2 separate regions of the Homo sapiens genome follow, and region 1 is linked to region 2. A link is an interaction called in ENCODE POLR2A ChIA-PET data of the cell type or tissue named here. Cell type or tissue: OCI-LY7. All regions are shown on one strand. Links, peaks and the distances in the headings refer to the core of each region. The heading gives the core; the rest is flanking DNA. Region 1 has its middle 45 kb from the start of DRC8. Region 2 overlaps SMYD3 (SET and MYND domain containing 3).

Evidence for each region. Peaks named below come from ENCODE experiments on the same cell type or tissue, not always from the same donor. Only the 100,000 strongest peaks of a DNase experiment are listed, where the experiment ranks them.
Region 1: POLR2A ChIA-PET joins it to region 2 with 6 read pairs; 1 of 35 experiments calls an interaction of 5 or more read pairs at or near these places.

Annotation. Positions count from the first base shown.
Region 1 is chr1:244,916,281-244,932,821 of GRCh38, forward strand. No RefSeq gene overlaps it. Among named protein-coding and RNA genes, the nearest start is that of DRC8, 45 kb to the right of the region's middle. RefSeq lists a silencer at 2,364-2,723. In OCI-LY7, for the core only: CTCF peaks have their summits at 2,419 and 2,620; DNase peaks (open chromatin) are centred at 2,641, 3,861, 4,891, 5,351 and 2 weaker places; H3K4me3 peaks cover 3,458 bases; H3K27ac peaks cover 4,300 bases.
Region 2 is chr1:245,801,365-245,817,905 of GRCh38, forward strand. All of the region lies in intron 10 of SMYD3 (SET and MYND domain containing 3), which reads right to left. Among named protein-coding and RNA genes, the nearest start is that of SMYD3-AS1, 300 kb to the right of the region's middle. RefSeq lists enhancers at 5,889-6,048, 9,351-9,440, 14,854-15,469, 15,470-16,084. In OCI-LY7, for the core only: no CTCF peak of the experiment used is centred there; DNase peaks (open chromatin) are centred at 6,187, 6,777, 7,127, 9,837 and 3 weaker places; H3K4me3 peaks cover 5,133 bases; H3K27ac peaks cover 5,608 bases.

The DNA of each region.
Region 1 (16,541 bases), core at 1,343-9,342, 890 kb before region 2:
ATCAGCATGATAAATTAACTTATTGTGTTCCATTAAGATAACCAGTTCATTGCGGGCAAGGATGGCATATGAAATCAAGCCCAGTATCTCATTTCTCCACTTTAGGTTTTAGTTTCTCCTTATATTTATTTTTTAAGACAAGTTTTTATTTTACAGGTAGGATTTCCTCTCCTCCCACAGTCTCTGCAGAGCTGAAATTTTCAAAGCTTTCTTTTTTCTTTTTAGTTGTGCTCCATGATTTCTCACCAGTGCCCACTTCTTATAACAAAAAAAATGAACTAAGTTGAAATAGGAGCCTCTTGTCTATTTAGCAAATACTCTCTGTGCACAGCCTATAGTCCTAGCAGTGTTAGAACACTGGAAGGGAATGGGGTGGCCATGACCTTGAGAAGCTCAGGCCTTCTCAATGCCCTGGAAAAAGTGGAAGCCATATTCAGTATATTGATGTCATGATAAGGATGATACTTAACAAATAATACTTTTTATCTTTTCAACAAAAAATCCTTAGCAACAATTGCTTATGAAATACACATTTGAAACTTTAACAATCACGGTATTGGTTTGAAGCAGAGCCTTAGTAATGTCCCTTAGTGGTTGTCGAAACCAACTGAAAAACAAGATAATTAGTGAATTGAAGTAATTAATAATATTTTGTGATAAGCACCACTAACAAAGAAGTAAAGACAAGTACATGAAATGACAGCTGCCGTACATAAGAATCACATTTCCCTTCCCCTCCTAAAGAATCCTAGTAGGATATCTTATAAAAAGAGAGCTTCTGGGGTAAGGTGACTTAGAGGGAGAAAAAAACATGCAGATATAACCTACAAAAGGCATCCCAGTCTATTCTTTGCTTAGAGACTGCAGCATAGACACTGTTCCCATGAGGCAGGGTCCCACAGGGTTAAAAACCTATCTAAAACAATTCTGCAGAGGCAGCCTCTGACATTGCGTTGAAAGGGTCCACGCACTCTGTGAGCTCATATTTATGACATACATAGGGTTCTCTTTGCTGGGCAGTTCTTTCCCTTGTGTTGAAGAGACACGTGATAGTTGACCCTCACCTCACGGCTCCCTCACTTGTGAATTAAAGTCAGACACTGCCGTAAGGTTCTTCTGGTTCCTGCTTTGTGGAGAAAGCTTTCAGCAGCAATATCTGGGATCACTGGTGTATTAAATGTCAGGCCTCGCATCATTATTCTGCCCTGAGCTGATGGTAAACCGGGCACCCAGCCTTTTAGCTTTCATCCAGCACGAGGGAACTTGCCTTCAGATGTGACACGTACAAGTCAAAAAAGCTCAGAGTCAGCTCCAACGTCTATTGGATCCCACTCTATCGCCTTTAAAAAGGAAAAGAAAATCGAATTCACAGAACCGAGGCTAAATACGACCGTTAAGAACGGACTGCATTCACCATATTTCCATGAGAGTGGCAAAGAGAACAAAGATAAATGCCAGGCTACATCTTGGATCCTTTGCCAGCTTGTGGAAGAACTTAGCAGAAAAAGATGTGAACTCTACTGTTTAGGAATAAAATAACTTTTAAAAATAAATTATTGAAAAGTGTTATTTGGCTGTTTCTTTTATGCATTCAAAAGCAAAATAGTAAGAATCCAGTGGACTTTGAAATCTTCCTATATGTTAAAAAATAGGCCGGGCGCGGTGGCTCACGCTGTAATCCCAGCACTTTGGGAGGCCGAGGCGGGCGGATCACGAGGTCAGGAGATCGAGACCATCCTGGCTAACACGGTGAAACCCCGTCTCTACTAAAAATACAAAAAATTAGCAGGGCGTGGTGGTGGGTGCCTGCAGTCCCAGCTACTCGGGAGGCTGAGGCAGGAGAATGGCGTGAACCCGGGAGGCGGAGCTTGCAGTGAGCCGAGATTGCGCCCCTGCACTCCAGCCTGGGCGACAGAGCGAGACCCTGTCTCAAAAAAAAAAAAAAAAAAAAAAAAAAAAAAAAAATAATAATAATAATAATAATAATAATAATTAGAGTCCACCTAAGGTAAGAATCTAGGACTCATTTTTGTATTGAAATTTCATTCCTTGTAATTCATATTTTTTCATGTGATCCCTGAAATAAATTAAAAAAGAAAAAAAAAGGTACCAGTGCTCGTAAGTAGAAAGTGGAGAACTAAACGACTCCAAAATGTGCAATATGTTGGGCACTGGTGGCCAGCTGGTAAAAATCTTATGAGAGTTGCGGGTTTTCGAAATATATGTAATTTAGTTATCTGTCAAAATGAGATCCGCATCTACATGGCTTTACCCAGGAATGCAGAATTTGAGACTGGAGCGTAGGGAGGGAGAAGCCTATGGGTCTTGGGTTTTCCGGAATTGGATTATAAATACGAACAGGTTTAAAGAAATAATGAGGCCGGCAGCGTGTGCGAGGAGCCCCGCGCTTCCTGGGCACCACGCGGCGGGACCCGGGGAGGCAGGCGGGGACCCGGGGAGGCAGGCGGGGACCCGGGGAGGCAGGCGGGGACCCGGGCAGGCAGGCGGGGACCCGGGGAGGCAGGCGGGGACCCGGGCAGGCAGGCGGGGACCCGGGGAGGCAGGCGGGGACAGGCACCAGCCCACTTGACAACTGCGCGCACCGGCGCAGCCGGCAGCTCGGGGGCGCGCACACCCACACCGCGCCACGTGCGCGCGGGGGCTGCGGAGACTACCCGAGCCGCGTGGGCGCGTCAGAGCCACCTCCGCTCTCTCTCACGTCGCCAGGGATTCTTGACGGATGATTCCGCTGTCAGATGCCAGCTTGCCTCTGTCACACCGTTTTCCTGAACGCAGTAGCCATGTATTTGAAAGCCGTGTCATGTGTGAAACGAGTTTACCTTGTAGATTAGGATAAACAAAGATTCTCCGTGCTCATCCAAAAGTCCAAAGCCCCCTCCGCTCTGCAATTTCCACTTGTTATATGCAGAACTATTCTCACCTCGGGAATGTGATGGTTTTATAACTGTGGGGGCCCAAATGTACTGACTAGGACTGTTTTCCCGCACTCACCATGAGGAGGTGTTCAGTTGGACATGTGCCTAAGGATTTTTGTTGGCTTTTTATTTAGTATTTGCTCATTTTGGAAAAAAAAGTACAAACTACCTTCGAGCTGGGAGCTACACAGAGAGGCTTGCTCAGATTCAGATTTGTTTTGGTATGTCTGTTTCATAGGCTGCAGACTTCCTACTGTGTCACATCCAGTGCGCATCATACCTGCTGGGGTGTCTCTCAGGGATGTTAAGATTGATCAGTGGGCTCGGATCCTGTCAACCCGATATGTCCATTATAAAGTTCTCCTTCAGCTCTTCACCTGTGGTTTCAGCAGCCATTGATAATCATTGCTTAGATACTTCATTTCATTAGAGGTTGCAAAATGGCAATATTTTAATTTATCATTTCTTTCATGTATCAGCAGGATCTTTTCCCATCAATTATTTGGCTACCCTAAATACAGTTCATACAGGAAGGGCAAAATAAATACTTGATCCTTACTCTTTATTTTTGGAATAAAGAGTTGTTTCCTTAGCACTCTCCAAAGGTGACCAATCCATCTATTTTTGGAGCATTACTCTCAACCGGTGGATGTTACCATACTTGATGTGTCTTAATATGCTACAGTATTTATTTACTTATTTATTTGATGGCCCAAATACCCCACTTTCAGCCAGGGCTCCTGTAGCCTTCTGACACAACCATAGAAGTCTTTGACGTATTATGAAAGACTATGTAATATTCCAGGGGTCAGAGGAAGATATTAAATGACATCATGGGGAAGCAAAATCAGCAAAATTTAGAAAGTGAGAAACTCTACAGCACGCATCATTCAGTTTCTTCAACAATAGATTGCAAGGGGGTAGAGAAGGAGGGCGTGAAACTCCTCTAGGGTCAGAAGAGACCAAGAAACTTCAGACAAAAGCAACATCCGGACTTTGTTTGGATACTGGTATTTTTTTGTTTTTTTTTTTAGATTGTAAAAAAAAGAGTTAAGGAGATGGATGATGGTAATGGTTGCACATTATGAATGGATTTAATACCACTGTTTACTTAAAAATGAATAAGATGGTAAATTTTATGTTATGTGTATTTTACCATGATAAAAATAATAAATTAAAAAATAATAATTTGGCTGGGCACAGTGATTCATGCCTGTAATCCCAGCATTTGGGGAGGCTGGGGCAGAAGGATTGCTTGAGGGCCAGGAGTTCAGGACCAGCCTGGGTAACATAGTGAGACCCTGTCTCTACAAATAATTAAAAAATTAGCCAGGCGTGGTGGCACATGCCTGTGGTACCACCTTTTTGGGAGGCTGAGATGGGGGGATTGCTTGAGCCTGGGCGATTGAGGCTGCAGTGAGCCAGGATCACACCACTGCACTCTGAATGACAGAGCAAGACCCTATCTCAAAAAAAAAAAAAAAAGCAAAAGTAAAATAAAATAATTTATGAGAAAATCAAGGAAATTTGAATGCTGGCTGGCTTTTTGATGATATGCAGGAATTACTATAAAAATGCGTAGGAGTGGCAATATGATTGTGGTTATGTTAAAAAATATTCTTTCGATTTTAAAGACGCATAGTGAAATAGTATAGATGAAATTGTATCTCGAATTTGTTTCAAAATAACCTAGTGGCAGTAAGGAGAGAAAGTAATTGTGGTATGATGGATAATCATTGAAGCTGGGAGATGGGTACCTGGGGGTTCACTGTGTTCATCTGTCTGGTTTTATATATGTTTGGAAATTGCATAATAAAAAGTCTAAAATTTATTTTAAAGTACAGATTACCCTAGAAGGAAGCCGAAGAGGAACTGATAGTGGTAGAACTACACAAACTCCATAAATAAAGTCTTGCCTAATTCAGACATGTGCTACCACCTGCCAGCTGCAGTGGTGGAGTAAGAGGAAAAGCCCAGTGACTAAGCAAGGAGAGTAACTGTCTTATATTATCGAGGGATGCTCCGGGCCTGTGCTAGGTGCTTTGTATGCTTTTAACTCATTTAATCCTTACAATAGTCTTATGAGATAGATACTATTATGTTAGTATAATATCCACACTACAAATGGAAAAACTGAAGTTCAGAGAAGCCACTCTCTTCATAAACAGCAAAGATAGGCTTCAATCCATGTGGTCTGGCTTTGGAGCCAGTCTACTGATAAGAGCAACATAAGTAGCTCTTAATAGATGCCAGCCCTGTTTTAAGTGTTTTGTGTCTATTAATTCATTTAATACTCACAATAACCCTATGAGGAAGATACTCTCATAGGACCCATTTTACAGATGAGAAAGTTGAGATACAGGCAGGTGAAGTGACTGTGTAAGATCACACAGCTGGCACACGGCAGAGCCAGATGTTAAGCTGGGAGTTTGGGCTCCACCCCACCCTGCTGCCCCTCACATTATTAACCACTGGGCTACAGTGACAGCTAGCTATGCAGGCTCTTTCCTTCCTTAATAAACATTTATTGAGCACCTGCAAGAGGCAGTCTCTGTTAGAGGCGCTGGGATATGGTGATGAACAAGACACATTTTGCTTTACCTTCCGGTGACATACAGTCTCCCAGTCCCTGAATCTCTTAGGAGCTAATTTAGGAGATGAAGGGGTTAAACTCAGAAGCTCAGGCTACCGTGTTGGCACTTTCTTGTTTTAAGCTGAATTGGCCAGAGGGTGATGCATGCCTGTAATCCCAGCTACTCAGGAGGGAGGATCACGCAGGAGTTCCAGGCCAGCCTGGGCAACAGGGCGAGACTCTGTCTCAAAAAAAAAAAAAAAAAAAAAAAGTTGAATTGGAAAGAGCATTGGATCAGCAGCCCAAGAAGGGCGCTTCTGAACTTGAAAATGTCAGAGGTAAGGCTGTGAAGGAAGTTGCCTGTGGATCCTACTGCTCTACCCACTGGGTCCAGTAGGTCCCTTTCCGCTAGACACCATTCTCATTTCTTTCCTAGAATCCTCTCTCTCTTCTGCTGGGTTCTGTTCAACCCCAACTTCTTCTCTGCTTCGGAGCTCAATGAGCTCCTCTTCTCTGAAATCTCAATGCCCTTGTTGGTTGCACTAATCAATTCAATACTTAATTATATACAAAGCTTGATTGTTATCCAATAATTTTACTACGTATGTCTTGCCTCCTCACTTAAACTGTACATATTTACAAGACAGAGACTAGGTCTTATACTTCATTGATATTCTCCCAGCAAGCCCCAAGCCATGGAGTAGGTGCTCACTACATATTATTTAAATGAATAAGTCATATTTTCAATAATATTGTGTATGTTAGATGACAATACATAGAATGATCAAGAGCACAGACTCTCTCTCTTCATAGTTGTGTGCCACCAGGCAAGTTATTAACATCCTTTATGCCTTAGTTTTCTTATCTGTAAAGGAGGGATAATAGTTTCTAATCCACGCACATGGAATTCTTAGCCTGGCGCCCAACGAATGTTCAATATATGCTATCAGTCAATATTTTTATTATTACTACAACTGCCTAGTAAAGTAAGATTAGATTGACTAACCAGAGCATTTCTCCTACATGTGACGTCAAATTAAATCAGAAGTTTGCTTGATGAGCATGATTTGGTGAGCATGATTTGGTGAGCATGATTTGGTGAGCATGATTTGGTTGGCTGTGGAGGCCGTGGACTGTAGCGGAGCAAGAATGGGCATTAAAATCTCACCTCTGACTCTGGCTGTGAGACCTTGGCTTTCGTGAGCTTCAGTTTGTTCATTTGCAAACTGCAAATAGTAACAGATATATCCCATTGAGCTATCGTGCGGGCCAGATTTAATGAATGTAAAGCACCTAGCCTGACACAAAATGGAACTTTGATAAACCATTCTCTAAATATCATCAAGCCCATAGCGTCCCTCCCTACAGAGACCGTGTCTGCTTAGTAGATGAGACATTTGTGGTTGTTCATTGACTCCTTTTTTTCTAGAAAGTTCTAGTCCTCTAGAGACTCATTGTAATACCTTTGTCCCTCTGAATTCTTGGTATTTAACTATACCTCCTCCTGTTATATGCACCCAGGGTAATATGCCTCTGGCACATGGTAGGCACTTAATGAATTTATGTGGAATAATTCAGCAACTTACTTTTATAGATACATACAGACTATCCCTCTTCTATGAACTCATTCTTTCTCAGTGTATCAAACTACCAATCTGCTGAGCTCATTCACAACATTTTGGTGCTTCTTAATGTTCTCAGAGAATAACTTTCACTCTAGTGCTGGCTTCTTCCATCCACTGGTAGGGGTTTGGATCAGATAAAAGGGAGAACATCCCAGGCTGGGTGCATAATGTTTGGAAAGGGTTAAGGAAGGCCAAGTGAATAGTTCTTGACTGAAACTAAGAGTACGAGATGGGAGAAAAAATCAGAGATAAGATTATATAGGGAGGGTGGAGACAGATTGTAGAGAAACTTTAAGGTCAGGCTGAAGAATTTGACTTGATACATCAGGCAGCTGGAAAAGTCAGGGGATAGTTTACACAAGTTATAGTAATTTTTAAATTTAATTTGTGTACATGAGGTTAAAGAATTGAAGTTAGGACATGGGAGTCATTACATTTATAATGAAAAAACGCATTTCCTGTCCCACCTTCCCAACCCACTGCCCAGAGGCAACCATGATCAACTCAACCTATTGATTATTTGAATGTAATTGTTTATTTCTTTCTTTCTTTCTTTCTTTTTTTTTTGAGATGAAGTCTTGCTCTGTCGCCCAGGTTGGAGTGGCAGTGGTGCAATCTCAGCTCACTGGAACCTCCGCCTCCCGGGGGTCCAGCGATTCTCCTGCCTCAGGCTCCCGGGTAGCTGGAATTACAGGCACATGCCACCATGCCTGGCTAATTGTTTTTTGTATTTTTAGTACAGACAGAGTTTCACCATGTTGACCAGGCTGGTCTCAAACTCCTGACCTCAGGTAATCCGCCCGCCTCGGCCTCCCGGAGTACTAGGATTACAGGTGTGAACCACATGCCTGGCCGAATGTATTTGTTTCTTTTTGAGAAGGGTAATTCCCAACTCTTGCTCCATTACCTTCCCATCATTTTTCCAGTGTAGTCATATCCTTGTTTTTGTTAAATAAATAGCATTTCCATCTTTATATAGTTCACAGCTAATTACATTTTTCTTGTACACTCTTTTTGGTTCTCCTAATGTTTGTTAACTTTTACTTTTTAATGATTTTTAATTTAAAGTTTTAAATGTGTTTTTCCTGGTTAATAATTGTCTTGCTTTAAATCATTTAAAAATTTTTTTCAGAGACAAGGTCTTGCTTTGTTGCCCAGGCTGGAGCGCAGTGGTACCGTCATAGCTCCCTGGAGCCTCAAACTCCTGGGCTCAAGGGACTCTCCTGCCTCAGCCTCCAAAGCAGCTAGAACTATAGATATGCACCACCACACCCAGCCAGTTTTTCTGTTTTTTTGGAGATGAGGTCTCGCTACGTTGCCAAGGCTAGTCTCAAACTCCCAGCCTCACTTTTTTATTTACTTCATTTTTTGTGTACTTACTACTAAATCAACCCTAAATGTTCCAATAAAGATGTAAACTGATCAAATACATGAAATAACCCATTAGTTTTATTCTTTTCTTGAATACTTTCTTACCAGAACCTTCTCTGCCTATTTTAACCAGGACTGACTGCTCTCTGAGCTCACCACACACCTGGGATTTTTCTTCACCAACAACTTGGAAATTTTCTTGAACTCCTTGCTGTGTGGGATTTCCTGTTTCTTGGATCTCATGTACTCATCTTTCTTGATTTGCCATGTGTGCGTTGTGGTGGGGAGGGGTGTACATCTGCCCGTAACTTGCTGAGAAAAAGCATGGGACAAATAAAATTTTTGCTGTGCAAGAGCACGGTAGAAAATGTTTTTATTTTACTTTCTTCTACAGGCTGGGATTATGATTTTAGTTTGAAAAGCACATTTCCTCTGAATTTTGAAGGCATCTCTCAATTTCTTCTGTTGAGAAAACGAATGCTGATTTTATGTTGACATAGAGCAATATGGCGTTATTCCAATTCCTGATCTTTTATGTGTGACCTGTTTTATCTTTCTAGAAAGTTTTAGAATCTTCTCTGTAAAATGAGGATAATATGAGTACCTACCTCACTGGATTAGTACCTTAATTGTGAGGATTAAACCAATTAATATATCAAAAGCCTTTAGAATGGTCTCTGACCCATGGTTAATTTTAAATGTGCTTGTTATCAGCACATTTAAATTAATCCATGGTTAATTTTAAATGTGCTCATTTTAGTAGAATTTTGGGAGAGGTGATATAAAGACTTATGTTCAACTTGTCATATGTAACAGGGATTGCAGAAGTTAACATTTTTAAGTTTTCCTCATAGCATTTTTGTGGAGGTTATTTTCTTCCAAGACTGAAAAAATAACCAAAAGATGAAATGACTTAAGGAACTATTATTCAGGGATATTGATCAGGGCAGTGACCCAGCTAATTATAATAAGTTGGTAAACACGTTAGGATATATAGAAAGAAAGCAGGATGTTACTGTCTGCTGAGGCTTAATGCTAACATTAAATCATGTTCCCCAAATATAGTGGGTTCATTTCTACAGTATACCTGTTCATAATGATTCATCTCTGTGTCCTCAGCACGTAGGCCACTATTTGATTCCTGGTAGGCAGTAGATACAAAGCACTTGGCAATGTCTCTGACAGGAAGTAAGCAGTACCTATTAGCTCTTTATATATGTAACACACATCATCTACTTAGAAACTTTGTTTTAGTTCTCTTTCAAGTGACCTTTCTCGTGACCTTAGAGAAAGAATTTGTATGCAATTGCTAATTTCCCCATATATATTCGCATTCATTATTTTCATTTGATCCTCAAAGTGTCCAAAGAATTAAACTGAGTTTTGAAGATGGCTCTAGTGCTTACTAGCTGTGAACAAGTTACCTAATTTCTTCTTATTTTTCTCAAGACATTGGGGATCACCTCATGTGAGGATTAAATTAGATCATCTATGTCAAGCACTCAATGCATATATTAGCTATTGCTAGTGAGGTAAAGTATTATTATTATTATTATTATTTAGACAGAGTCTCACTCTGTCTCCCAGGCTGGAGTGCAGTGGTGTGATCTTGGCTCACTGCAACCTCCGCCTCCAGGTTCAAGTGATTCTCCTGTCTCAGCCTGTGGAGTAGCTGGGATTACGGGCATGCACCACCACACCCAGCTACCTTTTGTATTTTTAGTTGAGACAGGGTTTCGCCATGTTGGCCAGGCTGGTCTCAAACTCCTGGCCTCAAGTGACACCCCCGCCTTGGCCTCCCAAAGTGCTGGGATTACAGATGTGAGCCACCACACCCAGCCTAGCTAAAGCATTATTATTTTACTTATTTATTTTGAGACGGAGTCTCGCTCTGTCACCCAGGCTGGAGTGCAGTGGTGTGATCTTGGTTCACTACAGCCTCCACCTCCTGGGTTCAAGCAATTCTCTGCCTCAGCCTCTCAAGTAGCTGGGACTACAGGGGCCTGCCACCACACCCAGCTAATTTTTTTGTATTTTTAGTGGAGACAGGGTTTCACCATCTTGGCCAGGCTGGTCTTGAGCTCCTGACCTCAGGTGATCCACCCGCCTTGGCCTCCCAAAGTGCTGGGATTACAGGCGTGAGCCACCGCACCCAGCCAAGCTAAAGCATTATTAACCCTCCTTGGTGATTAGACTCATCAGAACACAGAAATTAAATGACTTGTTCACATAGTTGTGCGAGTGGCTGATCTTGGCTTAAAGATTGGCACTGAATGATTCACAGTGCAAATGTTAGAGGAGTTTAATTTATGTTCTTGCTCACTGCCGTATCCCAGCACCTAAAATAGTATCTGGTAAATAACAGGCACTCATATATGTGATTAATAAATTAACATGTACAAAAAGTTTTAATCCTGGAAATGGCTTCATAGATCATTTAATGAAATGAACCAGTTTTTCAAATTGGTAAACTGAGGCCCAGATGCTTTGCTTTTAGGTGCACCGTAGGCACGTTTTGTGTTTGTTTGTTTTGTTTCTTTGCATCTTCACAGTGCTTTTTTTTGAGACGGATCTCCCACTGCCGCTGAGGCTGGAGTGTAGTGGTACAATCTCTGCTCACTGCAACCTCCACTTCCCGGGTTCAAGCAATTGCCTAGGATTACAGGCACCTGCCACCACGCTCAGCTAATTTTTTGCATTTTTAGTAGAGACAGGGTTTCACTATGTTGGCCAGGGTGGTCTCAAACTCCTGACCTTGTGATCTGCCTGCCTCGGCCTCCCAAAGTGCTGGGATTACAAGTGTCAGCCACCGCACCTGGCCCACAGTGCTTTTTAAACCACTGAAGTAATTGTCAAATTAGGTTTGGCCACATATGAATAGAAAAGCCAAATTAGTGGCTTATATAAGATGGAGGTTTATTCCTCTCCCATGTAAAAGACAAACCAAAGATAGGCAATTCAAGATGGTGGCTCCAGAGTCAGCCAGAACCTAGGCAGCCATCTTTCTGCTCCACCATTCTTGCCATATGGCTTTCACTCTCAGTACTGTCTTATGATACAAGGAGGCTGCCAGGGTTCCAGCCATCTGCATTCATTCTATCAGGAAGGAGAAAGACGGAGAGAGCAAAAGGGGACATTTCCCAGCTGAGGTGGCTGCCTTTAATTTCCCCATTTATCTTATTATCCACCCATGGTGCAAGAGAGACTGGGAAATGTATTATTTTATCCAGGAAGCTTGCTGCCCAGATTCAAAGCAGTGTTCTAAGGAAAAGGGGGAATGGCTATTGGGTAGGCCGTCTCTGTCAGAGTTGTCAACATTTTGCAAATCAGAAATTTCCAAATAGAAATCTGGATTTTTTTTAGCTTTTCTTGAAGAATCAGAAGATGGAGCTGAGGTTTGGGGCCAGAGAGAAGGAAACAAGGAGCTGGATTTTGAAGGGAGGGCTGGATGAAATGGAGAAGGCCCATGAAACAGACTGGCGAGGGAGAAGGGAGCTGATGTTCTAGGACTTGAGAAGTGATTTAGGAATTTGCATCCCTCGTTTGGTAGAAGTAGTGCTTTGAAGGCTGAGTACAGGGGCTTACAACTGTAATTCCAGCACGTTGGGAAGCCAAGGTGGGAGGATTGCTCGAGCCTAGGAGTTCGAGACCAGCCTGAGCACCACAGCAAGATCCCATCCCTACAAAAAATTTAAAAAGATTAGTGGGGTGTGGTGGTGCATACCTGTGGTCCCAGCTACTCAGGAGGCTGAGGTGAGAGGATCGCTTGAGCCCAGGAGGTGGAGGTTGCAGTGAGCCATGATTGTACCACTGCACTCCAGCCTGGACAACAAAGTGAGACCCCATCCCAAAAAACTAAAATAGTGTTTTGAGAGGATTAAACTAGTAGAGAGTATGTATAACAAGAGAAGGCACAAAGAATAGTTAGGGAACTATTAAAGAGCTCCAAGCATGAGTGAGGAGGGTCCAGACCAGCAATGTCAATAGAAATATAGTATGAGCCATGTATGTCATTCAAAAAATTTTAGTAGCCACATTTTAAAAAGGAAAACAGATGAAATTAATTTTAATAATATATTTTATTTACCCAATATAGCTGAAATATCATTTCAACATGTAATCAATATAAAAAGTCATCAATGAGATGTGTTACATTCTTTGTTTTTTTTTGTTTTAGTTTTTGTTTTGAGACAGGTTCTCACTCTGTCACCCAGGCTGGAGTGCAGTGGCACAATCTCGGCTCACTGCAACCTTCACCTCCTGGGCTCAAGGGACCCTCCCACCTCAGCTGCCTGAGTAGCTGGGATTACACAGGCATGCATCACCATGCCCAGCTAAATTTTTTTTGATATTTTTAGTAGAGATGGGGTTTCAACATGTTGGCCAGGCTGGTCTCGAACTCCTGACCTTTAGTGATCCTCCCACCTCGGCCTCCCAAAGTGCTGGGATTATAGGCATGAGCCACTGCGCCTGGCCTGATCTGTATTTAGAGTGCATAAAATTTATAGTTGAAAAAGTAGATTCACATAACCAAGTTATTCTTCACAAACTAAAAAATTTTCCAACAACTAAATCAAGTGTATGCATTTTTACATTTAAGTTAAAATGAAATTAAAAATTCAGTTCTTCAGTCATACTGACCATGTTTCAAGCACTCAATAGCCACATGTGGCCAGTGACTTCCATATTGGATAGCACGTTCCAGACAGGGAAAGAAGACAGAAATAAAGGGCCCAGTCTGAGATGTGGCTCATAAAGGATGCTCCTCAGATGGAACACTTCTGACGAAACCTGTATTATCATTGTCTTCCAAAAGCATGGAAATTCTCGCATTTCCCACATCCCTTAGATTTGCCAGATCCTTTTACACGCCTGTGCCTTTGCCTGAAATGCTTTTCCCCTTCTTTTTGCACCTGGAAAATGTCAACTTACCTTTCCAGTCTCCATTTAAATATCATCTCTGTGAAATCCACCCCAGGTCCATCAGGACAGGCTAGTTGCCCCTAACACTGTGTTCCTATTTCATGTCTCATAGATCCGTCATGTCCTTGAGGTCGAGGACTATGTCTTGATTGTCTCTGAGTCCTTGGTACATGGCATGCAGACTTATAAGAATCGTTATTGAATGAAGAAGACCTTCCGTTTAACCACACCTGGCTAATTTTTGTATTTTCAGTAGAGATGGGGTTTCACCATGTTGGCCAGGCTGGTCTCAAACTCCTAACCTCAAGTGATGCACCTGCCTCAGCCTCCCAAAATACTGGGATTACAGGCTTGTGCCATTGCGCCCAGCCTCAACACGCTTAATTGAAGATGTCATTGATTGTAAGGTGAACCATTGTTTTGTGCATCATTAAGGAAAAAACCTGTCAGTAATAATTGTGAGACCCAGCACAATGGCTCACGCCTGTAATCCCAGCACTGTGAGTGGCTGAGACAGGCAGAACGCTTGAGCCCAAGAGTTTGAGACCAGCCTGGGCAACATGGCGAAACCTCATCTCTACTAAAAATACAAAAAAAGCCAAAAAATACAAAAGCCAGCTGATAGCTTCGCTATCAGCACTTTAGTCAGCTACATTTTAAAAGGATATGCTTGGCCTCCTTAATTCAATTTTTGCTTTATTAACTTGAATATCATTGGACATGGCCCTCTAAATAGCAGACTTCGAGGCTGGCTTCTAACTTTAAGCTCCATACATAAAATTTCCGTGGTGCAGCCTTATGTAAAACATTCATCTTCTTTAGGTTCGATATCAGTGCATACTGCTGCCCTGCGTCACACATTTGAAATTAATGTGTGTGTCTTTTTGACTGTTGTCTTTTATGAGGATAGACACCAGCATACAGCAGTACTTGAATGACAACCACAAGGATTTTTCAAAATATAGGAGGTATTCATTCCAGGGTAGCTTACCTGAGCGAGGTGCTGCAAAACAGACTGACAGCCCGAACAGACGCACCTTCACTCCTCAGGTAACAAGGAACACATTCCACTAGATATTCTTAACTTGGGCACAATCAACTTCAGGGGGATGGGGCAACTGATCTCCAGTGTAGCTGAATCCACCTTGGTTACATGCTCTAGATGGGAAGAAAGGAAAGGAGGCTTAGATGATCTCAAGTGGTAGAAAGGTATTTGGCAACATCAATTAAAAGGTTAAGTGCAGATTCCCTTTGGCCCTCCAAATTCCACTTTTAGGAAGCTACTGTGTGGAATATTTGCATAAAGACATAAATTTATGAAGAAAAGAATGATCCTTGTTTTTTTTTGTTTTTGAGACGGAGTCTCGCTCTTGTCGCCCCCGCTGTAGTGCAATGGGAAGACCTTGGCTCACTGCAACCTCTGCCTCCCAGGTTCAAGCGATTCTCCTGTCTTGGCCTCCTGAGTAGCTGGGAATTACAGGCATGCAGCTCCATGCCCAGCTAATTTTTGTATTTTTAGTAGAGACGGGGTTTCACCATTTTGGACAGGCTGATCTCGAACTCCTGACTTCATGATCCACCCACCTCGGCCTCCCAAAGTGCTGGGATTACAGGCGTGAGCCACTGCACCCAGCCTATTTCAAGTTTTCAAAATAACAACCAAGAATACAAAGGTCAGCCGGGCCCGGTGGCTCACGCCTGTAATCCCAGCACTTTGGGAGGCCGAGGTGGGTGGATCACGAGGTCAGGAGTTCAAGATCAGCCTGGCCAAAATGGTCAGGCCAACATTCCAACCAATGTTTTGTAAAAGCAATGGCAGGTAAGTGGCCTCCTCTCTAGAGCTGAAGCTTTTTGCGCTTGCTTTGGTGTCATGCCCACGCAGCTAACTCGTTTCCTCAGATTCTATTCCATTCCATTTCTTTCTTTTCTTTTCTTTCTCTTTCTCTTTCTTTCTTCCTTCCTTCCTTTCTTCTTCTTTTTTTTTCTTTTTTTTTTTGAGACAGAATTTCTCTCTTGTTACCCAGGCTGGAGTGCAATGGTGTCATCTCTGCTTACTGCAATCTCCACCTCCCGGGTTCAAGCAATTCTCCTGCCTCAGCATCCAGAGTAGCTGGGACTACAGGCATGTGCCACCACGCCCATCTAATTTTGTATTTTTAGTAGAGACGGGGTTTCACCATGTTGGTCAGGCTGGTCTCGAACTCCTGACCTCAAATGATCTGCCTGCCCCAGCCTCCCAAACTGTTGGGATTGCCGGTGTGAGACATCGCTCCCGGCCCTCAGATTCCATTTCTATGCTTTCTCTCTGGTTCACATTCAAAAGTCCTGAAGATAAAGGATCTGATTAGGTCAGTTCATCACCATTCAATATGGATTACTCCTGCTGTGTGGGGAGATGCGTGTACCAGGCCACCTCATGGACGGAGGTCTGCTTTTATAGCCCACTGGCTTTGGTGGAGCTGTTTCAGAGTACAGTCTGGTGTGGCCAAGGTTACAGCATTATATGATGCAAAGTAAGGTGACAGGCGCGAAGCATGCTCATGTCTTAGAAGGAAAATATGGGCAAGGCATATACGTAGCACTCCATGGACCATCCACTCTCCTCGGTTTCATTTATTTATTTATTTATTTTTCACTTTGGGATGGAGTGTCACTCTGTCGCCAAGGCTGGAGTGCAGTGGTGCAATCTTGGCTCACTGCAACCTCCGCTTCCTGCGTTCCAGCGATTCTCCTGGCTCAGTCTCCTTAGTAGCTGGGATTACAGGCACTTACCACCACTAATTTTTATACTTTTAGTAGAGACGGGGTTTCACCATGTTGGCCAGGCTGGTCTCGAACTGCAGACCTCAAGGGATCCACCTGCCCCGGCCTCCCAAACTGCTGGGATTAGAGGCACAAGCCACTGTGCCTGGCCTCTCTTTGGTTTTATACACCTAAAGAGAAAGAGGGAAAGCAGGATAAACATTCACCTGCAGTCACTAAGAAATCCAGACAAGAACTTCCTTTAAAGATGTCCTTGTCAGTGGAGAGGAAGTTCATCTTCACATTTTCCAGGTGGATCAGTTGGTGTTCCCCAGACCACCAGGTTTGCACTTGTGCATGCTCGAGGACAAC
Region 2 (16,541 bases), core at 5,129-13,128:
GGCCTGGAGGGCATGGAATCAGGCCATCATTTCTAGCCACGGTAACTAAACTTACTTCTTGTCATAAATATCTCAGACTTCAGGCATTCAAGTCTAAGTCCATGATTTAGATGAAGATATTTAAGACATGTTTATCAAACCTGCAGCTGCTACGAAGCTCAGAGGAAGGGATAAGAGCTCTTATAATCTTGGCCATGGTAGTTAATCCAGCAGACTCTCCATTTCTTCATCTATAAAGTGTGACAATGATTTCGATTTTGTAGGGTTATTGTAAAGAATTAATGAGCCAAGGTATATAAAGTGAACCAGTAAAGTTAGTTATCTTCTTTTACACAAAGAATAGCAGAATCAGGATTTGTTAAAAAAAAAAAAAAAATCACAAAAACTCAAGTTGGAAAAATGGGCTAAAGCTAATAATTGTATCAATAAAAAAGGGAAACCCAGCATGTAGCTTTAAAAAAACAAAACAAAACAAAACTCTGTGGAAGGATCTACAAAAACAACGACACATGAATAAAACAAGTAAGTTGTTTAAAAAAACACCAAAACACCAAAAAAAAAAACCTTTGAGTAATGTCACCAAATCGTGTTCTTCCAAAATATAATAACGCCATTTGTAGACTCTTAAGACTTGTTATATATAATCAATCAGTCCTACTGATTAAAGGAAGGTTGCATGTTTTACAACCTTAGGGCAGAGATTCCTGGTGGACTGACGTTAGGAATGCGTAAACAACATTGTCACCAATGTATTCCACTGAGTTCTATTTTATAATTACTTATTTAAAATAATTTGAGTTGCTCTCATAGTAAACCTGCATTTAAGCAACAAAATTACTGAATACCCACAGAATGGGGAGATTTGACTTGGTAGTGTTCCTGGCATGGAGTTCTAGAAGTTCTCAGTGGCCACAAGCTCAGCAGGAGACAACTGCTGTGAAGCCATTGAAGTCTTCACCTCAACTACACTAGTCCTAGGGCCAGAGAGCCAAACGCTGACCTCCCCCTCTCCCCAAGTCATAAGACAACTCTCTTTTTCCTTTACTACAAATTATGAAAATAGCTACTTGATATCAAGGTCACAACTAATTTCATTTTATTCAACTTAATCTCTTGAAAAATGATTGGTTTTTTAAAAAGATACATTTTGCATTGCATACCTCCCCAAAGCAGGAGTATTGCAGTACTAGAGATGGAATCAACCATGCTTCAGCTACCCCTGGTTAGTGGCTTCAGGCTATAGCCTAGGGCCTGGCTTTGGGCTCCAGAGCTTTCTGGATAATAAGGTGGCTCCAGTTTCCAATGTTCCCTCATGGTGCCTGTTGGTGGCCTAAAATTCTGTGATTTCTTTTAAAACAACAAAAGTCAAGCTATGAAGAGAGTGAGGAATGAATCTGCCAGGCCAGCATTGCTCTTCAAGATAATGGAATAATCGGAAGACAGAACCAGACTGGAAACCTTGGGCCTCGTCTTAAGCTCTTATCTTGGGCAAATCTCTTAAGTCATTGAGACTTGTTGAGGGGCTGCCATCAGATCACCTTTAAAGTCTTCTCTAGTTCTGAAATTCTATCAGCTGCCAACTGCCTTGGCACACAGGCAACATTGGCCTTTATGAATCTGTGGACACCACTTGCCTCTCAAAACTGCCAGAAATGAGTTAAAAAGCATGAATGTTCAAGACTCACAGGGCTGGCAGAGAAGCTCTACAGCTTCTAAAAATACTTCTTCTCTTTCTTCATTATCTGATTCACAGGACCTAATTTAATGGTGAAATTCCGGAATGGCGTGCCGAAACCTCTGACTGTGACATGAAAGATGGTCATCTTGCACCTGGGATTCAGTTATGAATGGCTTGCCGTATGTGCAAGCACTCTGTCATTTGCCTCCAGCTGTTTATTCGTCACACTGGGGCACAGGAGAGGTGCTAGGAGCAAACCAACAGCAAAATAAAAACATTAATTTATGCAAAGCTTTCTAGACACAACTGCTGTTGCTGAGAAACAATTACCACTACAAACCTGGTGTTTTAGGTTGAACCATATGAACTGGCCAATTTCACGTATGAACTGGCCAATTTCACAGGTCAACAATGGTGACTGTCAACAGTTTCATATGGTTAAATACACACAAAGCCCCCCAGTGGCTGGGGAAAGTGGTATTCTACAGGTTTTTCTCTGAGTGCAATGATGGTGGGAAGAAGATGGACGACAACTCAAATGCAAACCCCAGCCACGTGGAGGCTAAAAAGTTATTATGTAACAAAACGACATTATAGAAATGCCTTCTGGAACTACTAGAATTAGGTGGGAATTCTTAAGGAAAGGAAAATCATTATTTCTAGAGTTAACAAAAGCTGGAAGGAAAATGACAAACACACAAACCTATCAGCTTAAGAAAATTTCTAAAATTTGATGTGCCTGATTTTGAAGCCAACAGAAGAGGGAACAGAGAGATGCAGAGAAACAATGTCCTATTGGATCCTTTGAGCCCTGGATCCAACCAGGCTTGAGGCCAGATATCCCTGGACTTTCCAGTTACGTAAGTCAGTATTTTTTTTTTTTTTTTTTGAGACAGAGTCTCTCTCTGTCGCCCAGGCTGGAGTGGAGTGGCACAATCTCGGCTCACTGCAACCTCCGCCTCCCGGGTTCAAGGATTCTCCTGCCTCAGACTTCCAAGCAGCTGGGACCACAGGCGCCCACCACCACACTCGGGTAATTTTTGTATTTTTAGTAGAGACAGGGTTTCAACATATTGGCCAGGCTGGTCTTGAACTCCTGTCCTTGTGATCTGCCCATCTCGGCCTCCCAAAGTGTTGGGATTACAGGCGTGAGGCACCGCGCCCAGCTGAGTCAGTATCTTTCTTATTAAAGCACATACTCATGCATACACACACAATAGCACTCACTGCCGTGGTCTGGATGTTCTCCCAAATTAATGTGTTAAAACTTAATTCCCGGCCGGGCGCAGTGGCACTTTGGGAGGCCAAGGCAGGCGGATCACGAAGTCAGGAGATCCAGACCATCCTGGCTAATGTGGTGAAACCCCATCTCTACTAAAAATACGGGCGCCTGTAGTCCCAGCTACTCGGGAGGCTGAGGCAGGAGAATGGCATGGACCTGGGAGGCGGAGCTTGCATTGAGCTGAGATTGCACCACTGCACTCCAGCCTGGGTGACAAAGCGAGACTCCGTCTCAAAACAAAAACAAAAACAAAAAAACTTAATTCCCACTGTAGTGGTAGTAAGAGTGGGGCCTTTGGGAACTGATTAAGCCATGAGGGCTCTGCTCTTATAAATGAATTAGTACCTTATAAAAGAGCTAGAGGGAACTAACTTAGGCCCCTTTTTTGCCCTTTTGCATTCTGCCACGTGAGGACACAGAGTTCATCCCCTCTGGAGGCCACAGCAACAAGGAACCATCTTGAAGTTGGAGCGAGCAGCCCTCACCAGGCGCTGAACCTGCCAGTGCCTGGATCTTGGTGTCTCAGCCTCTCCAACTGTGCTGAGTAACTTTCTGTTGTTTATAAATTACCCAGTCTGTGGTATTTTGTTGTGGCAGCACAAAGATACCCACCACATACACAAAAGCTTATGATGCTGGACCAACCCATCTCAAAATGTTGAACTGAATCACAACAAGCAAGACCCATTTCATATCAAAACTTCAAAAAAGCTTTGGCTTCTAGTCTGATTCACAAGTACATGCGTTCAAGGCCCAAGCAGTTAAAACCCTGCACAGATAAATTGTAAGAGCCTGGGTAAAAGAAAATAGAATTTCCTGGTAAGTGAGAATGAAAAAAAAAAAAAAAGTTTACCACATGTGTAGATTTAACCAGTACGTTACTAATGCAGAGAAGGGAAGAATCAGGCTATTTCATAATCAAATGTTGATAATATAAGAGAGGGGCAAGTTTATTATGTCCTCATCAGAAGCAAGAAGCTGGATGTCAGGTATACTGTGAAAAATTGCACAAGCCAAGACCTAAGACTGGATTAAAATTATCAAATTGTTATTAGATGAAAGTTACTAGAATATTGTCAGATTATCCTAACCATAAGAGTAGCAGAACAGTACTCAATGTTTCTAATCAGTTTTGTCTATTTTCTGAGCTGGTTAAACATTTGCTGATGTGCAATTTGTAAAGTCACAGCCATCTGTTCATTTGTGTCTTAAGTCTTCCTGCATAAATTCTGCTCTTTTACCTGTTTTGGGGAAATAAAAGTTTATTTTAATTTACTGCCAAAATTTGTGGCACAGGAAAGGGATAGGTTGAAACCAAAAACTATTTTGCTTTTTTACCATCTATTAGTCATCCTTTGAAAAATCAATATTCAGTGCTCACCCCGTCTGTGGCTCCAGGCAATCAAAAGAAAATTGTGTACTGTCCCCATTCAGACTGATGATGCATTGTGCCATTATCCTGTGAGCTAATATGAGATTCAGTATCTGCTGTCTTACCTGACAAATAAGCCTTCAGAATCCAGGCTTGGGCACATTATTTGAAGAATCTGCAGCTTTAATATAATTTATATTCCCAAGTTCCTTCTACTGCTTCAGTATATGCAGCATATGACTTGAGATAGAAGGATAAAGAAACCAGAATGATTCTCTTCTTTCCTACCCCATCATCTGATCAATTCTGGACATTCCTTTCAACCCTGTGGCCATCTATTACAAGTTGAGTGCCTACTATGTGTCAGAGAATATGTTAGCTGCTGGGAAGACAGTTATGAAGAAGACGGGGTCTTTCCAGTTGTTCAACTTTTTTTGCTACTCATAAAGAGGATAAAAGAAAGAGAAAGAAGAGAAAGAATTCCAGTCTGTTAGGAAATATTATAAAATTACTCCAAAGTGGGGATGCAGAATTAAAATATACCAGAAGTAAAAAAGAGAAATGCTGATGTTCTATTTCATGATCAATAATAAAAACAGTAACAGCTTATATTTGTTGAATGCTTATTTTTTGCCATCCATATTGCTAGGATTTGTCTTACTTAATCCTTATCACAACGCTGTGAGGTAGGTACTGTAAATAAATCCATTTTAGAAATGGGAAAACTGAGGCTCAGGGAAGTTAAATTCCATGTCTACAATAAAATATCTCAAAGCAATGGAGTTGCCGCAGAAACCTACCTGCCTCCGATACCTGAACCCTTCCTTGCTATGCTATATTGCAGGAACTTGGCCCTAAACTGACACCTTGCCAACTTGGGATACGTGTTATTTCTAAAGATGAACTTTCAAAGTGGGTTAAAAGAGGGAGAAGGCCGGGCGCGGTGGCTCACGCCTGTAATCCCAGCACTTTGGGAGGCCGAGGCGGGTGGATCATGAGGTCAGGAGATGGAGACCATCCTGGCTAACAAGGTGAAACCCCGTCTCTACTAAAAATACAAAAAATTAGCCGGGCGCGGTGGCGGGCGCCTGTAGTCCCAGCTACTCGGGAGGCTGAGGCAGGAGAATGGCGTGAACCCGGGAGGCGGAGCTTGCAGTGAGCCGAGATCGCGCCACTGCAGTCCGCAATCCGGCCTGGGCGACAGAGCGAGACTCCGTCTCAAAAAAAAAAAAAAAAAAAAAAAAAAAAAGAGGGAGAAAAATGGTAAGACATATCTTCCTAACAGTTAGAAATGAACAGAGAAATGAGTCAGGATTGAGGACAGGGCTGAAGGTGTCTTCTGGGACCAGTCAAGAGTGGGGTGTGGTCAGGCTGCTGCTGCTCACTCCTCCTCCCACGCAGCACCCACAGGCTGCATGGTGCAACTGGGAGGCTTGCTGGAAAATGGCAAGTCCTGCTGCAGGCGGGCTACAGTGGGCAGCCCTCACCTCCACTCCTGGCCAAACTGACCAGGGCCACTCTCCTTACACAGAGACCATGCTGCTGACCAGGTCTCTCTGGGGCCATCAGCCTCAGGTCAGCAAAAGGTCTTACAAAAGTCAAGAAATTGCTTATGATTACAGCTCTGCAATGCAAACGCGTTTTTACCAACAAAGAAAAAAAAAAGGTTGGAGAGGAAGAAGAAGAGAGAAAAAGAAACATTTGGCCAAGGCCAGAAAGGGTCCACCGAAGTCAGCCTCCGAACTTCCGGTCCAATGTTGACACCTTGTTCACTGGTGACAACTCAGGACTGTACCCCAAATTACACAATGCTACTTGAGGGAAGCAGGCCTGGCAGCAGAGAGAGAATTACCGGCACACATTAGTGAGAGCAATCGCAGCCAACTCAAAACCGCACTCGAAAACGGCCTTGCATTCATGGACTGGTAGTTACTTCCTGGTTTCTAAGAAACCAAATAAAATTAAAACTCACCATTAATAACAAAACAACACTTTACAGTCCCCCCTTCCCTTTCAGAGACGCATCAAGTGACGGCACCTGATCAAAGCTGAATTATTAAAAGTCTATAGATTAATCCTGTAACTCTCAAGAGCCCAGAGTTTGTAATTTCCCAGGGAAAAAAAAAAAAAACAAAAAACAAAAAAACAGAAGCAATCTACACCGTGAAAAATTTAATTGCACTTTAATTACCAGTTAAGCTGAATAGCATGAGATATGGGTGCCTTTAATTTTTAATAGTCGTTATGATTCCAAGAGAATTTTAAAGGGAAATAATTTAATCTCTTGAGAGTATTCTCCTCTTCTGCCACTGCCAAAATCAAAATGAGGACAGAAAAAAATGTAAAGGGCGATTCAAATTCTTCCAGATCATAACCCAGGACGGCCCCCAGCAATAATAAACTGGCTGTTCCCAGGCAGCTGCACTGCACATTTTCATGATATGCTAATATAGAAATGGGTTTCCTGCAGTTGAGTTCTGGTACATTAAGCAGATAAACGCCCTTGGCTGGGGTGTTTCTTTTTTAAAATCAGATCTAAAGATGGCATACTTGTTTCTTTGTCTCTCAGAGCCTGGCACCAATATGGGCATGCATACCCCCACCTACGTAACACACATACACAAACCTGGGCACCCATATACACATACTCTTCCACATGCTGCCATGATGCCCCAAAACATCCTTTTGAAAGGAAAAAGGGAAGAGGGTAACACAATCACACAAGGCTCCAACAAAAATGGAAATCAGCAGGTCTGAGAATTCAAAAGGAAATAAGCGTAGCCTCCACTTTCACTTTATCTGAGAACCACCTGACTCAGGAAGGAGCTGGCCTCTTGAGAGCTGGTGCAGGAGGGAGCCGCCTGGACCGGGTGAGGCTGGCCACTTTCCCCTTTCTCAAGCACACACTGGCCTTCTCAACTTGCTGAGGCTCTTGAGGTTTGCCTGTTGTGCAGGTGTAGTTGTCTCCATTGAGGCTGCAGTGTGCCTCAGCCTCTTCTTGGGGATGCTGTCCCATCCCAGGACAGTGCTTTTTTTTGGAAATAAATTAGGTTGTGATTTCTTTTTTTTTTAGTTTTTATTTGTGAGACAGAGTCTCATTTTGTTGCCCAGGCTGGAGTGCAATGGCACGATCTCAGCTCATTGGAACCACTACCTCCTGGGTTCAAGCGATTCTCGTGCCTCAGCCTCCCGAACAGCTGAGATTACAGGCATGCACCACCACACCTGGCTAATGTTTGTATTTTTAGAAGAGATGGGGTTTCACCATGTTGGCCAGGCTGGTCTTGGACTCCTGACCTCCGCCCGCCTCGGCCTCCCAAAGTGCTGGGATTACAGGCGTGAGCCACTGCTCCTGGCCGGTTGTGATTTTAAGAAGTCAGACTGGGCTCAAAAGGCTTTTCATGAGGTCTCCAAATAACTCAGGGCTCTGTACTGCCTCTGGTTCCTGCTGCTCACTACTATCAAACACATAACAAGTATGGGCCTTGTTATTAGTGATCATTTGGTAAATCAATTACAATTTCATCTGTCAGGCAAATAAGAGAAGAAAAAACCTGCAGAACCATCTGCCACTTTTCTCTTCTCCAACTGTGCACCCATTTCCTTTCTCCAACCCTCTGTATGAAACCTGCACTGACAGACAGTGCTATGCCAGGCTTTCGGGGATTTGTCTGTGTCTCCCTCAGGGACCAATAGCACCCACCTCAGTTGGGACCCACAGAGAAAGCAGGAGAGGCGCTTTCTTCCCAAGCCCAGTGAGTTCAAAAGGAGGAAGGAGTAGAGTTCTAACTTTGTGAACCAAAGAAGTGCCCCTCCCTGAGAACCCTGCTGTTGTTCCTTTGTGTGGCAGCTGGTCATACAGACAAAAACACTCAGGTGAGAGAGAACAAGGAGTGCAACGTCAGGAAGGCATTGTTTAGATTCCCAAGTAAAGGCTGAAAGCTTGGCGTGGTTAGGAGGCAAGACGCAGAAAACATCCTAGTGCGGGCACAATTGTGCCTGACCAGGACAAAAAGGGGACAATGAAAAGAGGATCCTGGCCAGGCCAGCACAGAGGAGCTTCCCAGGGCCACACTGCTCAGGGACAATTCCCTAGTGAGACAGAACTGCAGACTGGTGGCAGAAGTTTCTCTGTATTATCCTTGACAACTTATTATTGTAAAGATTTGGAATTAGCTGTACTGAGTCTTCATCATAGATGACAGGTTCTCTCTCATTGTCATTTTCACAAAGTCCCAAGATAAAGAGACCCTCCAGGTAGCTGAAATGCAGGTACCCAATTTACCACTGGAGCCAAGATTTTGGTTTCAGAGGGGACAAACGAGGTAAGTAGTACTCATTGGGTACCATCCATTTCACCACCAGAAACCAATTTCACCAAGTTTAACAGTTCTTCCTGCTGCCTGGGCAGGAGGCGGCCTTGTCTCTTTCCGCAGTACTCTGGGAGTCTACCACAAGGCAGCAGAGCCTTCGAGTTAGAGCAGCTCTTTGGAACAAACATCACCTCTCTTGCTAGGTGAGGCCTCTCACCCAACAGGCTGGGAGAGGCTGTCACAGAACTCAGAACTAAGAGCCTACAACTCATTCTGCAGCTCAAGTATGAGACAGGCTCACTGTACAGCAATTTGTACTGGTGATCCCTCCCCTGGGGATGACCCCCATGACTCTGGCGCCCTGAGGCAGGGCACCTGTTTCAGAATCCCCCGCTAATCCTCCTTACTCCCTTCCCAGAACTCTAAGCATCCTTGTACAGATGGCATTGGTACTGGCAAGACTGTGGTCTGTGAGTAGTCAGGAAGCCAGTCGACAGCACCTACTCTGTTATTCACCCAAAGCCTCTGTCTCCACTGCAGCCACGGAGTTGAAGGCTGGTGGGGGCAGGGTTTGGGGAGTGATTCAAGAACTGATCATCCCTCTGACCTGCGCTATGGACCTGAGCAGCAGTTTCAGGTGTGAGGAGCGTGGAAAAGGGAAAGCCTCTTAGAGCTTATGTGTCTAGCCTGGGTAAGCCCCAGGACCAGCATCAGAATTCTGTAATTTGAATGAGAACTGAGCTGAGAACTGCAGAGAAAGACGCACTTTTCAAAGAATTCCCCAACAGCAAATTGAAATATGGGCACGATGCTGAAAAGAGATGAGGCTGCCAAAGCCACGTGGCCGAGCAGACGGAGGGAGTGCAGTCTCCACACTGAGGCTGACTGAAAACATAAATAACTAGGCAAGATTTTTCAGTAGCTAGTGAGGTTATCACATACTCTGGACAAAATCCCTAGTGCTCATTACACTTCTGATATGATTTTCTCACCTCTCTCCAGGCTCACTGATGCATCTTCCAATTCAACATGGCTTCTTGCCTCTGAAAGGAGAGCTAGTCCCTCCTGGAATTTGTAAGTGTGAAGGCTGTGTTTCAGCTGTCACGTCTGGTGTATCACTGATGCCTATTCCTGTGGCCTTTCCAGTTTCCCAGGGTGATGCAAATGAACACCGTGCAGCAGGTAAACAGAGCGCTGAAGTGCAAAGTACAGCTCTTATTTATAGATCAAACACCTGCCATCAATTTAAACAGTAGTTATCTCTAACTTGAAAGTTTAGCAAGATACTGAATGCCCCCTTGAAGCAAATAATTTTGAAGCAGTTCAGGTATACAGATGTGTTTCCAGCCTACTTAAGAATGCTATAATTATCATCAAAAAGACAGATTCCATTAACTATCTGTTATGCTTTCTGTATGTGTACTCCCAGACAGATTTGAAATGTTGAAAGTCTTGGGTTTCTTAGCACTATACTTTTAACATTATTTTTTTAAAGGACTGGGCTTAGGATCTTCTGAATTTGGAAAAACATCTGATGAGAGGTTTTTGGAACAGTTAATGATCTAATGTGGCCGTTCTTGTCATTTTGCCTTTACAACCACAGTTCCATTTCCACCCTCTCTCTACCAGACACATAAAAATTTCATATTTGGAAAAAGCTATCTTCCTAAACACAGATCAGTGAGGAGTGAACACATCTCTAATCACAAATGGCCAATAACCACTATTTCTTGAAAGTTAAAAATCAGGTGATGTGCTGTACAGGTGCTCTATGGATACTGTTCCATTAATCTTTTTGATGAATTCTTGAAAGGTTATCTTCATTTTACTGATGATATAAACTGAGGCTCTGAAAGGTTAAGCATGCTGCCTGAAATCACCCACCTAGTAAATGGAAGAATTTACATTTGAACATGGGTCTGTGTCCACTCCGAAGCCCGTTCTTCCTACTGCATACAACACACTAGCACAGAAGATGGTCCTCTTTCTTTGCTTAGATTGTTTCAAAATTGATTTTCCATTTTCAGGGATATGGAATGTCATTCTGGAAGTAGGTGATAATTATGTTCGGTGGCTTGAGATTGGCATGATCTCCGGGATACGAGTCTGCAGGCCACATCAGCCAGTCACGTGTGTGGGCAACTCACTTTACCTCGGTGGACCTTTTTCTCTCCCAGAAAACCATAAGGATGGATTGAAGGACTAAAGTCCAACAGTTAAAACTGTTCCTTTTAATTCTAAAATCCTCTGAGTGTATGAACTGCTTCACCTTTGCATAGAGGACAAGCTTGTGCTCAGGAGGGCCTGAATTATTTCAGTTCCCTGAATGTGCTGGCCCTCCTCATGCAGGAGCTGCCCCAGGGTTTGTAAACCTTCCCCTACTACCAGGCACCACCACTGCTATCTGATGGCCGCACAAAGGAATGAGTGAACACCGTCAGGAAGACATTGGTCCTGTGCTCTACGAGAGGGTGTGCCCAACCACCACTGTCCTCTCAGCATCCTCCATTGTGACCAACGTCACCAGGGCTGCCCGAGGAAACCCTAAGAGAGGGAGGGGTATTTTCCGTGAAAACACACCTGGATGCAGGTCTAGGAAACCAACCCCTGGTCAGAGTAGCCCAAGAGAGAACAGGCCCATGCCCAGTGCTTTGGTAAGAATGACAAATTCTTACTTCTAAACAACAGTTCCAAAAAAAAAAAAAAAGAGAAAGAGCGAGCGAGAGAGACAGAGAAACTCACTCAGTAGCAGGAACTGAGAAGAAAGGGGTCACTCACTCACTCAGAGTGGGCTGGGAGGGAAGGCTTCATCATTTATCAGGATATAGTCATGAATACCTCTTTTTCTTCTTTGGAAAAATACAGACTACTGTGGGTGAGTAAATCTCATCTAGTGGGCAAGCCGGAGTTTGATTTGAGCAAAGAATAGAGGGGTAGTTGGGGTGAGGAGGTGAGGAGGAGAGGAAGGCATGGAGCCATGGTCATGAGACAGCTTCTTTTTTTTTTTTTTTTTTTTTTTTTTTGAGACGGAGTCTCGCTCTGTTGCCCAGGCTGGAGTGCAGTGGCGCGATCTCAGCTCATTGTAACCTCCGCCTCCCAGGTTCAAGTGATTCTCCTGCCTCAGCCTCCCAAGTAGCTGGGACTACAGGCGCCCGCCACCACGCCCGGCTAATTTTTGTATTTTTAGGAGAGACGGCGTTTCACTATGTTGGCCAGCCTGGTCTCGAACTCCTGACTTTGGGATCCACCTGCCTGGGTCTCTCAAAGTGCTGGGATTACAGGCATGAGCCACCGCACCAGGCCTAGACAGCTTCTTTCATTTGAAAATGTTCTCTTAGATAAAATGTATAAGGGTCAACATGCAGCACACAAGCAAACCTCCTTCCCCCAGGTGCAAGCACAGCAGCTGGCCTGAAGATAAGAGTTAAATGAATCCAGCCCCCTGAAAGGAAGGTTGTCTATGCTACAGAATCAAATCAGGAAGAAAGGAAGCTATTCTCTCACCTAAGGGCATTGAGAAAGGTACATGAATAGTAATTATCTAAAAAGAGATAATCAACAAGGAGTCAGAAGGGCAAAACCCTGTCTAACTAATCTACTTCACCTTTACAGCAAGGCTGAAGACTAGGTGGGCAACAGCGCTGCATGTCAAAGGGTTTACTGTGATTTCACAAAGCTCCATAGAAAGCCTCCAAATGAAGACTGGCAGGCTGGGAAAGTCTCTGAAACCATGAAGAAAAGGGACTAGTGGAGGAGCTGCCCTCAAGAGAAAGGCAAGATGTTGAGTTTAGATGGCCTCAGAATATTAAGCACCTAACCTGCTCTGTCATTTAGGTTAATTCATGGAGCCCTATATATATATATATATATATATATATATATATATATATATATACAGATGAATCACTGGCATGAGATCAGCTAAAATATTCATTGTAGTTGCTTTTAGGTGATTGTAGATTTCTTCATTGTTTCACCTTTTCCGTATATTTTTAAATGACAGCAAAATTTTATAATAAAGTTTTTATAATAAATTTATTTTTATAATAAAGAAAAATAAACAGAAGGCAAATTGATATCCTCACATAATGTGGGAGCTACAAAAGGGATCCTAAGTCAAAGTTAGTGCCCTTCCTGTCTAGCCTGGGAGGAAAACGTGACTATTAAATTAATTACTGAATATGATGTGAACTGCAGTTCTGAGGACAAGGACCTGCATTTCTGGTCTACTCCTGTTTTGAAGGTAAACAATTTAATAATTTCAGTGTATAGCTACCTCCAATTATCCAAACCACTGTCTTCATAGGAATATAAGAAAATTAAGGTAGATACCTGAAGCAGCACCAGGAATCAGGACAGATAGAGCTCAGTTTTTTAAAAGAAGATTCTTTCCTGGTCTTCTTCAACTGGGGGCAAAAAAAAAATAAAAACGAAAAAATAAACAATAAAAATAAATAAATAAAATAAAAAGAATGCTACTGTTACACCACATACTTGTTTTAAAGTCTTGCCCTTCTAGTACTGACTACACGCGGCCCCAGGGACCTGTGAAATGGATGCTGCTGCAAGATTTTATTTAAACAACATCTTGATCTTCTGTGCCATGTGACTGGCATTGCGGAGAAGCTGCTCTTTCTAAAGGCTTCAAGGTCACTTAAGCTTGTGCCGGCTCTGCTAAGAGCTCCGATGAGGAATAAACTTTAAGATCTTCTACTAGACAGAATTTTGGAATTCCCAGCAGACCTGTTTCCCTTGGCTTCCAGATCCTCTCAAATGACCTTATCCCTTATCCCACCATGCACACACACACACGCACGCACACACGCACACACATGCACGCACACACACGCAAGCACACACACACGCACGCACACACGCATGCACACACACACACTCTATCTTCACTGAAGGCTCCCAAGACATCTTCCTCACAAAACACACAAAACAAAGACAGCTGTCCATTGGTGCTCAAAATAAATGAAGGGTAAACTAAGCCCACAGACACCATGAGGTGAGGTGATATCAGAAAGCCAGAGCAGGACAATGGTCTTGATCCATCCGCTAAATCTTTAGGTACAACCTCCAAGGAAAATGACTTTCAGTCAAGCCAGGCAACTATTGCTACCAACAATAAAACAGAAGATGCTTTTACACTCATGGCCCCAGCATTGTTTCTCACAACTAAAAGAGGCCAAACATCCCAACCAGAAAAAAACACAAACACACACAGGAAGCAACTGTTAACAAATGGAACGTGATAGTGGCAGAGCCCAGAAGAGCTGTTGGTTAACTCAACACGAAGGAGTCCTTGCCTCTCATTCAGGGGTGCACACAGACATGACCCTACCATGCTTTTCCTTCCATCCCAATCTCCATGGTCATCTAGTCCAAGCTGTACGCTCTAGTTTTTCTCAAAGTGGAGCTTATGGGTAACCTCCATCAGAATAGCTGGGGAGCTAATGACACATGGATCCCAGATCAACCAAGGGGATTTTAGAGACATGGGGCCTAGCCCCCAAGTGACTCTGATGCATATTAAGACTTGAGCATCACAGGTCAAGAAGTACACAGATCCCAGTTATCAACATAGCCAGATGGCTGGTGGTAGAAGCAACCCTGTCCCTGTAGCACCTCTCTGTGTCCTGCTCAAAAGCATTAAAACATCATTCTTAGATAAGAACAGAGACAAAGGATATGTCTTTAACACTTTACAGTCTATAAAGTTTTTCCACAGCCACTGTCTCACTGAATCAACCCCTAAGAGACAGAAATGAAAATCGCTGTTTTTACAAACTGAGAAATTACGGGCCTTTGAAGTGTTTCACAGCCTTCACAGCCTGCTGGTAAGAAGCAGAGATCAGGCCTTGGACCTGGGTCTTGTGATTCCAAAGCCCATGATCCTTCGGATTCATCAAAGCTCCACTCCAAGTGCCTACTGGGACTGCCTTGCAGCACTCACCTTCTGTAGGTGAGTAGGTAAGTTGCGGCATGCCATTCTTTCAAAAGAACAGTGCACCTCTGTGACCGAATATGGGCCACAGTATCTCAAGGATATTTTGGTCAAAGCCCTGGGGTGTGGGGCAGAAGATAATGTATTCAATGAAGCTTCTAGAGAAAAGCATAATAAATAAAGAAGCTCCTACCTGTCGCTAGCCTTCCTAAATATCCCAAGAAATCAAGAATTTTCTCCCAATGGATTACAGCTGAGCATCTACTCAGAAGAGAAAATCAAGTCCATTTCAGTTTAGACGGCAGCAGCAAACTCCCCACAGAGAGTACTCCCGGGGTGGCTAGGGGGTGGACAGTGCCATTACTGTATCAATCAGGCCAAGGAGTGGGGCTTGCACTACTGTTTGCTAGAATGGAGCTTGGCTCTAAAACAGGATTCTCAGACACATTTCAGAATAGGACGACTGGAACAATGCAATACTCATCTAAGCAACTGCAAAAGCCAGCTACAACCCAACTCAAGGTGCCATCTATTATGAGAGGTCCCCTTCATCTATGTAAAAAAAAAAAAAAAAAAAAAAGAGGAGCCAAGATGGCCGAATAGGAACAGCTCCAGTCTACAGCTCCCAGCGTGAGTGACATAGAAGACGGTGATTTCTGCATTTCCATCTGAGGTACCGGGTTCATCTCACTAGGGAGTGCCAGACAGTGGGCACAGGTCAGTGGGTGCGCGCACCGTGCGCGAGCCGAAGCAGGGTAAGGCAATGCCTCACTCGGGAAGCGCCAGGGGTCAGGGAGTTCCCTTTCCTAGTCAAAGAAAGGGGTGACGGACGCACCTGGAAAATCGGGTCACTCCCACCCGAATATTGCGCTTTTCGGACCGGCCTAAAAAACGGCGCACCACGAGATTATATCCCGCATCTGGCTCGGAGGGTCCTACCCGACGGAGTCTCGCTGATTGCCAGCACAGCAGTCTGAGATCAAACTGCAAGGCGGCAGCGAGGCTGGGGGAGGGGCGCCCGCCATTGCCCAGGCTTGCTTAGGTAAACAAAGCAGCCGGGAAGCTCGAACTGGGTGGAGCCCACCACAGCTCAAGGAGGCCTGCCTGCCTCTGTAGGCTCCACCTCTGGGGGCAGGGCACAGACAAACAAAAACACAGCAGTAACCTCTGCAGACTTAAGTGTCCCTGTCTGACAGCTTTGAAGAGAGCAGTGGTTCTCCCAGCACGCAGCTGGAGATCTGAGAACGGGCAGACTGCCTCCTCAAGTGGGTCCCTGACCCCTGACCCCCGAGCAGCCTAACTGGGAGGCACCCCCCAGCAGGGGCACACTGACACCTCACATGGCAGGGTATTCCAACAGCCCTGCAGCTGAGGGTCCTGCCTGTTAGAAGGAAAACTAACAAACAGAAAGCACATCCACACCAAAAACCCATCTGTACATCACCATCATCAAAGACCAAAAGTAGATAAAACCACAAAGATGGGGAAAAAACAGAACAGAAAAACTGGAAACTCTAAAAAGCAGAGCACCTCTCCTCCTCCAAAGGAACGCAGTTCCTCACCAGCAACGGAACAAAGCTGGACGGAGAATGACTTTGATGACCTGAGAGAAGAAGGCTTCAGACGATCAAATTACTCTGAGCTATGGGAGGACATTCAAACCAAAGGCAAAGAAGTTGAAAACTTTGAAAAAAATTTAGAAGAATGTATAACTAGAATAACCAATACAGAGAAGTGCTTAAAGGAGCTGATGGAGCTGAAAACCAAGGCTCGAGAACTATGTGAAGAATGCAGAAGCCTCAGGAGCCGATGTGATCAACTGGAAGAAAGGGTATCAGTGATGGAAGATGAAATGAATGAAATGAAGTGAGAAGGGAAGTTTAGAGAAAAAAGAATAAAAAGAAATGAGCAACGCCTCCAAGAAATATGGGACTATGTGAAAAGAC